Regions from separate parts of the Homo sapiens genome. Here region 1 is linked to region 2. A link is a loop called in an ENCODE intact Hi-C map of the cell type or tissue named here. Cell type or tissue: endothelial cell of umbilical vein. All regions are shown on one strand. Each heading gives the region's core, and the rest is flanking DNA. Links, peaks and the distances in the headings are about the cores only.

The links. A loop is a pair of places that touch in the nucleus more often than their neighbours do. Peaks named below come from ENCODE experiments on the same cell type or tissue, not always from the same donor. Only the 100,000 strongest peaks of a DNase experiment are listed, where the experiment ranks them.
Region 1: a loop joins it to region 2, with 10 times the contacts of the local background. A loop is called at or near these places in 48 of 110 quality-filtered maps.

What each region holds. Positions count from the first base shown.
Region 1 is chr20:13,116,457-13,123,516 of GRCh38, forward strand. It overlaps SPTLC3 (serine palmitoyltransferase long chain base subunit 3), which reads left to right. Exons shown (of 12, transcript NM_018327.4): 8 at 1,050-1,269. It also overlaps a transcript of TASP1 not described here. Among named protein-coding and RNA genes, the nearest start is that of ISM1, 100 kb to the right of the region's middle. RefSeq lists an enhancer at 5,788-5,837. In endothelial cell of umbilical vein, for the core only: a CTCF peak has its summit at 3,254 (motif pointing right); a DNase peak (open chromatin) is centred at 3,285.
Region 2 is chr20:13,260,845-13,265,224 of GRCh38, forward strand. All of the region lies in intron 1 of ISM1 (isthmin 1), which reads left to right. It also overlaps a transcript of TASP1 not described here. Among named protein-coding and RNA genes, the nearest start is that of ISM1-AS1, 23 kb to the left of the region's middle. RefSeq lists a silencer at 1,278-1,572. In endothelial cell of umbilical vein, for the core only: a CTCF peak has its summit at 1,411 (motif pointing left); a DNase peak (open chromatin) is centred at 1,407; H3K27ac peaks cover 239 bases.

The sequences.
Region 1 (7,060 bases), core at 2,165-4,664, 140 kb before region 2:
AGATTTTTTTAATCCATTGAGTCCCAGAGGTGCCATGTAAATAGAAATTTTAATTTTATTTATTCATAGACTACATTTTTTTCCCTTTGTGCCGGAGGATGTACCAAAGCTTCCCAGGAGGATCTTTGTTAATTTAGAGCATTTCTGTCTCTGCCCTAGCATGGAAGGTTCTATCGTGTATCTGTCCCAGATCACAGGACTTGAAGTGCTTTTGCAACTTACAATATCATGAAAAATAAAACAGTTAGGGCTAAAACAAAAGAGTTCATCTACAGCAGTGGCCCTCTATATGTGGTCCGCAACCATTGGTGGCAGCATCTCCTGGGAGCTTGGCAAAAATGCACGTTCTCAGCCCACCCAATACCGACTGAATCAGAAACTCTGGGGTAGGAGTCTAGCAATCTGTGTTTTAACAAATCCTTCAGAGGATTCTGATGTTCACTCAACTTTCTGTTCCTCTGCCCTAAAGGAACAGAAAGAGGAGACACCTCGGTCTTTGACTTGAAGTGGGTATTGAACAAGAGGTCTCAAAGACTTCCTATTTTACTTTAATTAACACTATGATGTCTTAAATAAAGTTCTGTGTCTTTTTAATTCCCTCTTTTAATCTATGGCAATTCAAGCACCAAATTTAAGTCAAACAGACCTGGCCAAAAAGGCAATGCCAGGCTGATAAAGGGAATGACTATAGGGTAATTTAATCAATTCTAGCAGAATATCTAGAATCCAGAATGGTCAGTCTAGTTACACCAGTTGGCTTTACAAATAAATTGGATCAATAATGCAGTGAGCTGATTGTTTGCTTGAGAATTAGCTGAAACCAAAAGCACTTAAATCCATTGAATGTAAATTATTTTATCCAAGTAGCATAGAAATGCCCAAGTGGCCTTACAAGATTGAAAGGGTTGTCTCAGCCAAATAAAACATGCCTTCAGAACAAAGGAATGGCGTGTGTCAGGGAAGACTGTCTAGGATGTATTGATGGGGAAACTGACAGAGCTTCCCAGGAGGGTATTTGTTAGTTATGAGCATTTCTCCTTCTGCCCTAGCATGGAAGGTTCCATCGTGCATCTGCCCCAGATCATAGCTCTAAAGAAGAAATACAAGGCTTACCTCTACATAGATGAAGCTCACAGTATTGGGGCCGTGGGCCCAACCGGCCGGGGTGTCACGGAGTTCTTTGGACTAGACCCTCATGAAGTTGATGTGCTCATGGGCACATTCACCAAAAGTTTTGGAGCTTCAGGAGGTTACATAGCTGGAAGGAAGGTAAGAGAGGGCCTGCTTGTGTCTGTTTAAAACCTGAGCGCCCTGGGGATGCCGTGTGTAGGGCTTCTCTGAATTTCATGAAAGCTTCAATTCAGTTCACCACACCTCAGCTGATCACTCCAGCCTGGCTACAGTGGGTTCACAGCCAGATAAGGCCCAGAATATCGAGGAGCTCTCCCTCGAATAGTGAAGAGGAGCATGTGATGAGTGATCACACTATAATGAAATGGCAACACTGGCCGTGTACATAAGATGCAAAGTACCAGGCAGAGGAATAATTAACTCTGTTAAGTAGTATCTAGGACATGGTTTAGAATGAATATCCATCTGGTAGACAAATAATGGGGGGCCATATTTAACACACAGAGAGAATAATGTATACCAAGCCAGAAGTGATAAGGGATGTTCTGAAAACTATAAGCATTAAAAAACACAAAGAAGATAATAGCAACAGTAGGCAATGTTAGTTATTAGGGAGGCTGACCCTATGCTACAAGTTGTGGGTTTTAAGAGTTTTAATCAAAACGGTGGCAGGAATGTACTTTTAAGAAATATTCTCTGCAAAAAAAATTCTTTCCATAATGTTGCATACACCATAGGTCAAATCCTGCCATTCTCCAATATCTTATCAATATGCCTTAAAAATTCTGATCTGCTGGGATTAGACTGTTAAGTGAGTGTTGGCCCTGTCATTCTAGTGCCAATATCACCAAGAGGTTTGTGGAAAAAAAAAACAAAAAAAAACAATAAATATTTGAGAGAAATTTAAAAGGAGGGAAAGGAAAGGGACAAAGAAAATCCAATATTCAAACCTGGGTTTGAGAGATAAAGGAGCCAGTTATCTGAACAATGAGAGGATAGCCTTGTCCAAATTCTGACACCTATCTCAGACAAACCTACACCTGTCCCAAAGAGCAGATGTGACAGTGATGTTGGCTCAGCCTAGGATGCCACACCAGGCCCAAAACCAGTGCATGCAAGTGGTATCAACAAAAATCCCCACTTTCTTACCTATTGTGATGAACAGGAACAAGAGTTCAGACTTCTGGTAAACCAGTTAGACAAACCAAGAAGTGCAGCAGAAAACAGTCCTCTCATTGAAAGCTCATGATTTAAAACAACAGATTTAATTCTGGCCACTGGCCCTGCCATGAAATGCACAGATGCTTAAAATGTTCAGAGTTTTAAGTGGCCTTTACCCTTCAATAAGCACTGCTTTCTTTCGGGCTCAAAGCATTGTTTTTCATCCCCTCTTCACTGGCCTGTGGGAATCAGCTGGGTAATGCTAAAACCATTGGGAAAGCCCAGGATCTTACAAAATTCAGCTAAATCTGGTGAAAGGTTAAATGTTCCCTTCCTAGACTGTCGAAGCAGTAGGAGCAGAGGGTCTCAAATTTAGGAGCTCCCTGATCCTGGCTACATTGCTCTGTGAGCTTGTGGTTTTGTGATTACTTTAGCAGCAGTTCTGAACTACAAAATTTTTAACGAAGCATAACTCTACTTCCTGAACCAAAGGCACCTGAATAAACCGAAGCAAGCCAATTCTTGAAATGTTGTCAAATTTGGTGGATGTCACATTTTTCCCCCTAGAGTAGCTTCATTTGATACCCACTTTAAACAAAGGCTCGCGACTAGCAGAAGTAAACACCAGTTCACCATGATTCTCTCTCATGCTCTCCATTCTGATGTCAGCTAGAGTATTTTTAAGATGTAGGCGTTCTTGTCCACACAATTTCTATTCATTTGGCATAGATACTGAGCAATTGTGAAAATTACCATTATTTACATTAATCGGGATGCAGAAAAAGTATGTACATCTGTTCATTTTCTTATCTCTTAAAATGCTCATTTTATGCATATTTGGATACAGAGGGTCGCATTGTTCATTCCCTCTCCTCTCCCTCCTTTTTCCTCCCCACCTTTCTCTGTCTTCTCTTCCCTTCATGTTACACTGCAGTGTCTAAATTTACCACTAGATGGCAGCAAGAATTAGAGCGTGTCTGGCAGAGATTCGTTAGCCTACGCTGAGATCTGCCCTAAAACAGCAAGATGCAAAACCTTGAAAACATAGGGGCTGTTTCCAAGACCTGGGCGGTGAGCAGGAGGGCATTTGAGAAAATGCCTGTATCCCTGATGACTTAAAAATCAGTCAGATACACACCTGTGTGGAATGATTTTGGTCAGACTGTGATAAACCTGGGTAAACTGGCTTCCTTTCGGCTTAATGAGCCCATGATTTGATGGAACTTATGTATCCGTTCCTTTGTACCTTTAATTCTTTTTAATTATGTTAAGTTTCATTATGTATAATTTCAAGTCAAACATATATTTTATTCCTATGAACTTCAGATAATTTTGTGAAGAATTTTTACTTTGAGTCTGTTTAAATTAGGATTCGGCAAATACTAAAGATTTTTGTTTGAAAAAACTACTTCTACTAGTATGTTTAAATAATTAAGAGTAGAGTTTTCAAACTCTGATAACTGTACTGTAAGACAGATAGATAGGTAGATAGATAGTTGATAGACAGATGAATAATCTCCCAGATACTTCCCGTATATCTCAAATTCGGGGATTATTGCAAAATAGCTAGGATTCCAAACCAATGTATACAAAAGCAACAAAATTGAACATAAAAAAAGTTAAAGTACACACATTCAGACTTGCTGTTTTTCTGAAACTGTGTATAATTTCAATTTCACTGTTCTCATAGGGTTCTCAGTAAACCCTGAAATTTGAAAATAATCAGTTAGCTCCAAAAATCTAGAAAAAAGAGATAAAAACATCTGGCTCTTAACTCTCTTTTTAAGTGATGTTAATATTGGTATAGAGGGGCTGCATTCCCAGTAACAGTGTCTAGGAGGTTCTGGAAATCTTTATGGAATGGGTCAAGGTCAGAGTTTTATATATTAGCAACCAGATGAGACATGTAATGAAACACATTTGAAAACAAGGAGAAAAAAATGGTTTAGTATGACGATACTACTAGAGGAAACAGAGGTTTTGTTTTTATCTCAGAGCCTTTTCCTCACAAAGTGTCCTACAAATTCCCCTCTGCTAATTGGAAGTTGCTGCCAGGCTGTGATCCCCACTTTCCACCTCAAGGAAACTGCTAACAGTCTGTCCAGAGCCAGCAGAGTTTTGCTGTTTTGCTCACTTTGGGTTTGGAGCCGCTATAGATGCACAGTGAACAGCCTAACATGGAGGAGTCTGTCCTTTCAAGACCTTCCTGATGAAATTCCAGATCACTACTTCTCTCCACCTGTCAGAGCTCCGTGCCATGAATGGCTTCTTTGAAGGAAAGCCTAAGCTGATGGGACTAGGTTTCTTATTTTTATTCTTTCACATTTGTATTGATCCTGTTGCTGGGAAATGTGGTCAATGCCGAAGACCCCAAACTTTTCCCCAGGCAAGGATCTTGAGTCCACCTGCATGCCTGGTGCCGAACACTGGCTCCCACAGCCTCCACAGGCTGACCAGAGACTTGCAAATGAATGAAGCGATGGTAGCCCTTGTAACTGATAGGTTGCAGGGCTGGAATTCTGGAGAAGGGAACTGGGACAGGGCAGACAAATTTGGGGTGAGCATTAGCCCCAGAAGCCTGCATGCCAGCCAAAGCCAGGTCACTCTAAAAAGTGAGCTCTGCCCTGCACACTAGGCCCTGGCTGTATTTAACATCCCTTTGAAGTAAGCAGGGGTCAGGGAGTGAGCTCTAAGATGTTTATTCTAAGAGTCTCCTGTCTGATTTCCTCCCAAAAGGCCACCCTTGCCCTTGAACTTCAGGCCTGTGTGTAGAGAAAACAATCAGGGTTTTGAACTTCCAAATGGACGTGGAAACCTCGATACGAGGAGACCTCTAACCCACCCTGAAGAAGACACGACCCAGACTCGCCTTGCAAAAGACCAAAGCCACCTCTTAACTCATGGCTCATAGCACCCAATGGGGGAACGAGAGGGGGAATTAGTAGCCAGGAATCAAGGCTCTCCCTGACACTCTCCAGAAGTTACTCAAAGAGCTCCATTTTTTGAAACACACAAGCAAATAAACTTCCATCCAGAAACTCAGACCCTGAGAGAAAGCAAACTCAGTCCAAAAAAAATAAAATTTTGGGCAAGATAGTCTTAACATTAAAAAGAACCAGTGCTGCACCGATGAGGTATTTATTCAAACTAAGAAGGCTCATGACCTTGACTTTAAAAAATGTCTCAATCTGTGAATTAGGGTTGGGGACATTGGGAAGAGCCCTTTTCAAGATCAAAGGAAGTTTTGTTTTACTTCCTTGTCTGATCTTTGTCAGTGATGGTCCCCAAGCTAAGAGACAATTGCTACACTTGTCCCTGAGAATGCAGTTGAGTAATACCCTATATGCTTTGAGGCCCCTGGCCACCTTTCCTCCATCTCTAAAACCCGTCTGTTTTCCATTAGACGGTCAATATTTAGCAGGCCACCACTAGGTATCCACCACTATGGATTTTAAAAGAAGTGTAAAGCTCCATCCCTGCTCTCAAGGAAGTTTCAGTCCCTTTTGGAGAAACAAGAGAGATAGACATGAAACATTTGGAGACCAATGTGACTCAATCTGTGATTTAGTACCATATAGATGAGTAGATCAGGAACTCCCCACCTGCTCCAAAAAGAGGAACAGTCTCTGGGTTAGGGAAAGTACCGCAGGGTAAGGAGAGTGGAATTGGGGTCTGTGTTCTCCTGGACCCCCTCACACCACACCAAGCTTACTCTTCTGGGGAGAAGTCTGGAGAAGTCGAGTGTGGCCTAAGGGTGGGGCTCCAGAGCCAGCTTCTTTAGGTCCAAATCCTTGTTCTACCACCTTTTGGGAATAATTGTGTAAACTTTTCTGTGATTCAGTTGTTCTGTCTATAAAATGGGAATTAAAACAGTACCTACCTTAAAGAGTTATTGTGAAATTTAAATGTATTAATGCATACAAAGTTCTTAAAATGGAACCTCAGGCCACCAGGGAATATCAGCTATGCTGTTAGCTTCTAGCCTTATTATCTCTTCAGGGTCATTCAACCTGTCATCAAGCCTGGGTACTCCCTTATTGAAAATGTCTCTCTTTTCCTTTCTTTTCACTCCTACTGCCACCCCTCCCCATAAGGATGGAGGAAGAGTTAGGCTGAAAATCCTTGGTTTGATGTATGGGTCTACCAATGCGTAGTCACACAACCTTAGAATGTAACCCTGTGCAAAATGAGAGAGTTGAAACAGAGACACTCCAAGAAGCTTTTATATTTTGGTCCCTTCCTCCCGCCCCATGCTCCCAGTTCTAAGAATCTTTCAATTGGCCATTGATTAACAATACTCGGCCAGGCGTGGTGGCTCATGCCTGTAATCACAGCACTTTGGGAGGCCAAGGCCGGCGGATTACCAGAGGTCAGGAGTTCGAGACCAGCCTGGCCAACATGGTGAAACCCCATCTCTACTAAAAATACAAAAATTAGCCAGGAGTGGTGGCACACGCCTGTATTCCCAGCTACTCGGGAGGCTGAAGCAGGAGAATTGCTGGAGCCCAGGAGACGAAGGTTGCAGTGAGCCAAGGTCATGCCACTGCACTCCAGCCTGGCCGACAGAGCAAGACTCTGTCTAAAAAAAAAAAAAGTCACCAACTGCATCAGGTATTCACTGTTTCACTGTGTACCAGATGCTTTTCTAAGCATCCCATATATGTATTCACCCATTTCATCCTCATAAACTCCGAGGTAAGTATTACTATGATCTAATTTTTCAGAGAAGCCAACTAAGGCACAGAGAGATTTAGTAACTGGCCCATGG
Region 2 (4,380 bases), core at 1-2,500:
TCTCTGGGTCAGCAGGGTGGCTCTCATAGCCTGGGGAGGCTCAGCCAGGGCTGGATGGTCTAGGACAGTCTCCATCTGAGTGACTGGCCATTGGCAGGCTGGTGAATCTGGTATAAATTATCTCTGCTGCACACGTCTCTCACCATTCAACAGGCTAGCTTGGCCTTCTTCACCGAGTGTTCTCAGCATTCCAAAGAGCAAAAAAAAATAGGCAATCCTAAGGCACAAGTGCTTTTCAAGTCTCTGTTAACTGTTGTCCCTTTGGCCGCAGTAAGAAGCTCAAAGAAGGCCAGGCACAGTGGCTCATGCCCGTAATCCCAGCACTTTGAGAGGCTGAGTTGGGTGGATCACCTGAGGTCAGGAATTCAAGACCAGCCTGGCCAACATAGTAAAACCCCGTCTCTACTAAAAATATAAAAAATTAGCCAGGTGTGGTGGTGGTGGGCACCTGTAATCCCAGCTACTCTGGAGGCTGAGGCAGGAGAATCGCCTGAACCCAGAAGGCAGAGGTTGCAGTGAGCCGAGATCGCGCCATTGCCCTTCAGCCTGGGCAACAAGAGGGAAGAGTGAAACTCTGTCTCAAAAAAAAAAAAAAGAAAAAAGAAGCTCAAAGAGTGTGGAAGCAACTACCTGAGGCGTGGATCTTTAGAGAAAAGAAGAATTTGTGGACATTTTTGCCAACCAGTCTACCATAAGTGCAGAGGTGCAATAACTTACCAAAGCTCACAAAACAGGAAGAGGCAATGCTGGGACCCAGACCCAGACCTTGAAACTCCTGGCCCCAGTCCTTTCCACAGTACCCTGAACCCTTTTCAGGATTCCAAGGTTAACGTCCAATGACCTTTGAAACCCATTTTAGAAGTACTTGGAGCAGAGAGATTAGCAATAGGTTTCAATGAGGGTTCTTAACTTTAGTGTTGAGAAGAATCCATCTCCTTAATTAGGATAATAACTTGGCAAGGGTCCCTAGGCCACCCCTACCCCAGACCTCAGCTTCTGAACTCTGCCATCCATGTCCTTTGGCTTAATTTCCAGGTTCTCCCTCTCACCAACAGAACACCAGCCTTGGCCTGGGCCTTATATCCCCTCATTCTATGCAGGGAGACACAGAATCACTGCAGGAGATGTTCGCCTTCTGGTGTCCTGTTCGACACCCGTTCCCTCTGGTCGTAGGAGGACTTAGATACTTGGGCCTTTTAGGTGCACTAATGATCTGGTGCCTCTTCAAATTGGGTCCTGGAAACCGAGTCCTAGACAGTTACCACTCTGTTTTCTTTGCCGGTAATGGAGAAAGCACAACTTGGAAAATCACCAATAATCCACACTCATTAAATATTTGCTCAAAGTTTGACTTAAAGGGGTGGCTGAACTCTAACAGGGCTGAAGAGGAGGGATGGAAGCCCCCTGGTGGCCACTGGTGGCCTGGCCTTTATAGCCCTGAGCTGGTTAGCTGCAGCCTGGAAGGCTGATAGAAAGCCTTGCCCTTAACTGGATGCTGAGGATGGCTGGCCTCACACCACAAGGGCTTTATCAAAGTGGTTCTGGAAAGTATGATTTCTCCATCTCTCTACATTTGCAGGGATGTTTTAGGTGATGTGTGAAGGGTTTGTTTTTCTTTTTCTTTTTTTTTTTGGCCTAACTCACTTTCCACTCGTGTACTCTGCTTCTTACATGTTTTCTTACACTTGAAAGAATAATTTATCCTTCATTTCAGTTCATTCTTTAGCCTAACAGGACATAAAAGAAATCGGTCCTGGAAAAGCTACCACTCTGTTTTCTTTGCCAGCAATGGAGAAAGCACAACTTGAAAAAATTCACCAATAATCTGCACATTTTCAAGATCAAAGCAGTTTACAGAAGTATTCAAGACACACCAGTGAAGTGTTGATCTCCATTTTGTCAGCCGGCCCCAAGAACCTTCAATGAGGAGAGATACACAGGGATGGGTGGCCCCTCCACCTCAAAGCCAGCTCCCTACCCAAATGCAAAGAGTTGCCCATTCTTCATTTCTTCTAAAGCCTGAGATAATAAACGAGGTCACTGCCAAGCCCTAAAGTAAACATCGTTATGATACATTCTGCCGCCATAACTAGGGATTCCTCAGCTATTAGTCAGACCGTGACAGCAGGCTCCATTCCCAAACCAGGACTGAGACCCTCCTGAATTCTTGAGCCCATGATGTACCTGTGTCACTGGCTCTCAGGGCTGTCGTCAGAGTGCCCAGCAAAGACTGAAGCATACGTATGGCCGTTTCCCCTCTGCCAGCAATAGTTCCTAAAGGGGCATTGCACTGTCATGCTTGCTATAAAATACGGCCATTGACATTTGCTCTGTTCCTGCTGCCTGAAGGGGAATGATTGCCATCATACACAGGCTTCATGAGAGCAGCAGCTGGTCAGCCTTGTCATCTGTGTCTTCACAGTGCAGTTTTTCCCCAGTGCATCCTGGCTGCCTCTTTCCAACACTTCTCAGAATAAGTCCCAACAAGCCCCCCACCACCCCCTGCTTCCACTCCTAGGATCGTGGTCTCCATCCATCTTCCTGAGCACTAAGAACAAGTGTGCCCCTTCTAGAAAGCCGATTTTATGGTCTAAAACTCACTTTATTCATTCTCCTGGTTTTCTCATCTTAGGAGTGCTTGCTCCTCAATCATGTTAAAGATAATCAGTGTGCCATTTTCTTCTTTTATCTCTTCAAATGGCAAAACTTTTGCTCTTCCCTTTGAAATACCACTAGTGGCATTCTTGAACTTATTTTTAGATGTGTGGAACTGTTCCAGACAAAATCGATGCTCGGCACAGATAAAGCCCCGAGTGTGTTTATTGTGGGTAGAAGAAAATGGAGTGTTTGAATGTGGAAGGCGCACAGCCATGTGCCTGGGTGCAGTATGGCTTCCTTTCATCTGGAAAAAGGAAACAAGCATTGTCGATAATAATATGCAGATGTCCAGCCCCAAATGAGGATATATTGCTAATTAACTATATTGTTAGTTTGTTTTAAGGAGAGAGGCTGTAGTGACATTAATTATAATCTCTGTTGTTTGTTGTTCAAAGTCTATGAGACCAAATGCATTGCTAATAATATCTTCTTTAATATCTTCAGTAGAAGATTCCTAGGGTTTTTTTGTTTTTCTTTAGAATCCCACATAAAAGCCACATTAGGGGTAATGAGGCCTGTAGCCTGAGCCTAATTAAAATAAAATCTAACTAGGCCCTCGTTACCCAATGATAACTTTAGCCATCATTATCATCAACTAGTACTTATTTGTTGCCCCCTGAGCTTGTGAAACTGGGGGAAGGAGGAGGGAGTTTGGAGACTGAAGACAGGGCCTGTTCTTTGCCTTTCAGAAATTTGCCAGCCAGTCTGCCTTCAAGAAGTCTGCCTGATTGTGTTAATCTGGGGAATAGTTACCAGTTTTTGCCTTAAAGAGAAAAAGTACTAAACTTTCCTAGACAGCCACAATTTGTTACTGATTTGTGCCTCTTCTGGAGGTTCTGAAAGTGGTGAAATCAACCCTGTTCTTCAGATTCCAGTCCTTGGTTGGTGTTTGCAGAATAGGGCAGGTGGCTATTTGCAGACTGGGACAATGATGCTTAGCACATTTTTTCCAAAAGAGGATGCATCACTCATTTCCATAGCTTTATCTTCCTCCTATTGTAGTGCTCATCCTAATTTGCCCTGTGGCTTGGTTGTCCAAAAAACCTCACTCCCTCTCTTTTGTATTCATCTGCCTGTGTCAAATGACCAGCTGGGGGACTCTGGCCATTCTGACCACTCTGACCCTAGATGTGGCTATGGCCATCCACCTTGGTCACAAACACAGCCACGATGAGCAACGCCAGCTATGCAGTGGCTGGAGGCAGTGATTGGACATTCTTGGTGTTGGACCAGGATGTACTCAGTATAAAGGACACAAGTGATTAAAACGTGTGGATTTGTCATCTGAGAAAAACTGCACCCAGCCTAAAGATGAGAGGTTTTCTCTTCTTGATTCATCTCAGCAGAGCTTTCCCAAGGGCATCCAGGGCCAGCTGATGAGAATGAGGAAGGAGGGATGAGATCCCAGCACCATGTAGCTTCAGCAAACCTCCAAGTGCCCCAGAGGATGCTACCAGAGAAGTGGTAGCCTAGTGGACAAGTCACAGCGCAGTGTGATAGAAGGCTGTCAGACCAAAGGCTGGTGGGCTAAGACTGTGCGTTGGGCCCGATGTGTATAATATTTAACTCTGTTATTTCATATGAAAACAGCAGGTGTCTCTGATCGTTACTCTCACCACATTTCAGCTCTGAAACCCTTTGGATCTATAAACCACAGCTCTGTCAGACCTGAGAGACTCCTTCACCAAGATTGCAAAGCTCCTGAACCCCTCCCCAGCTCCC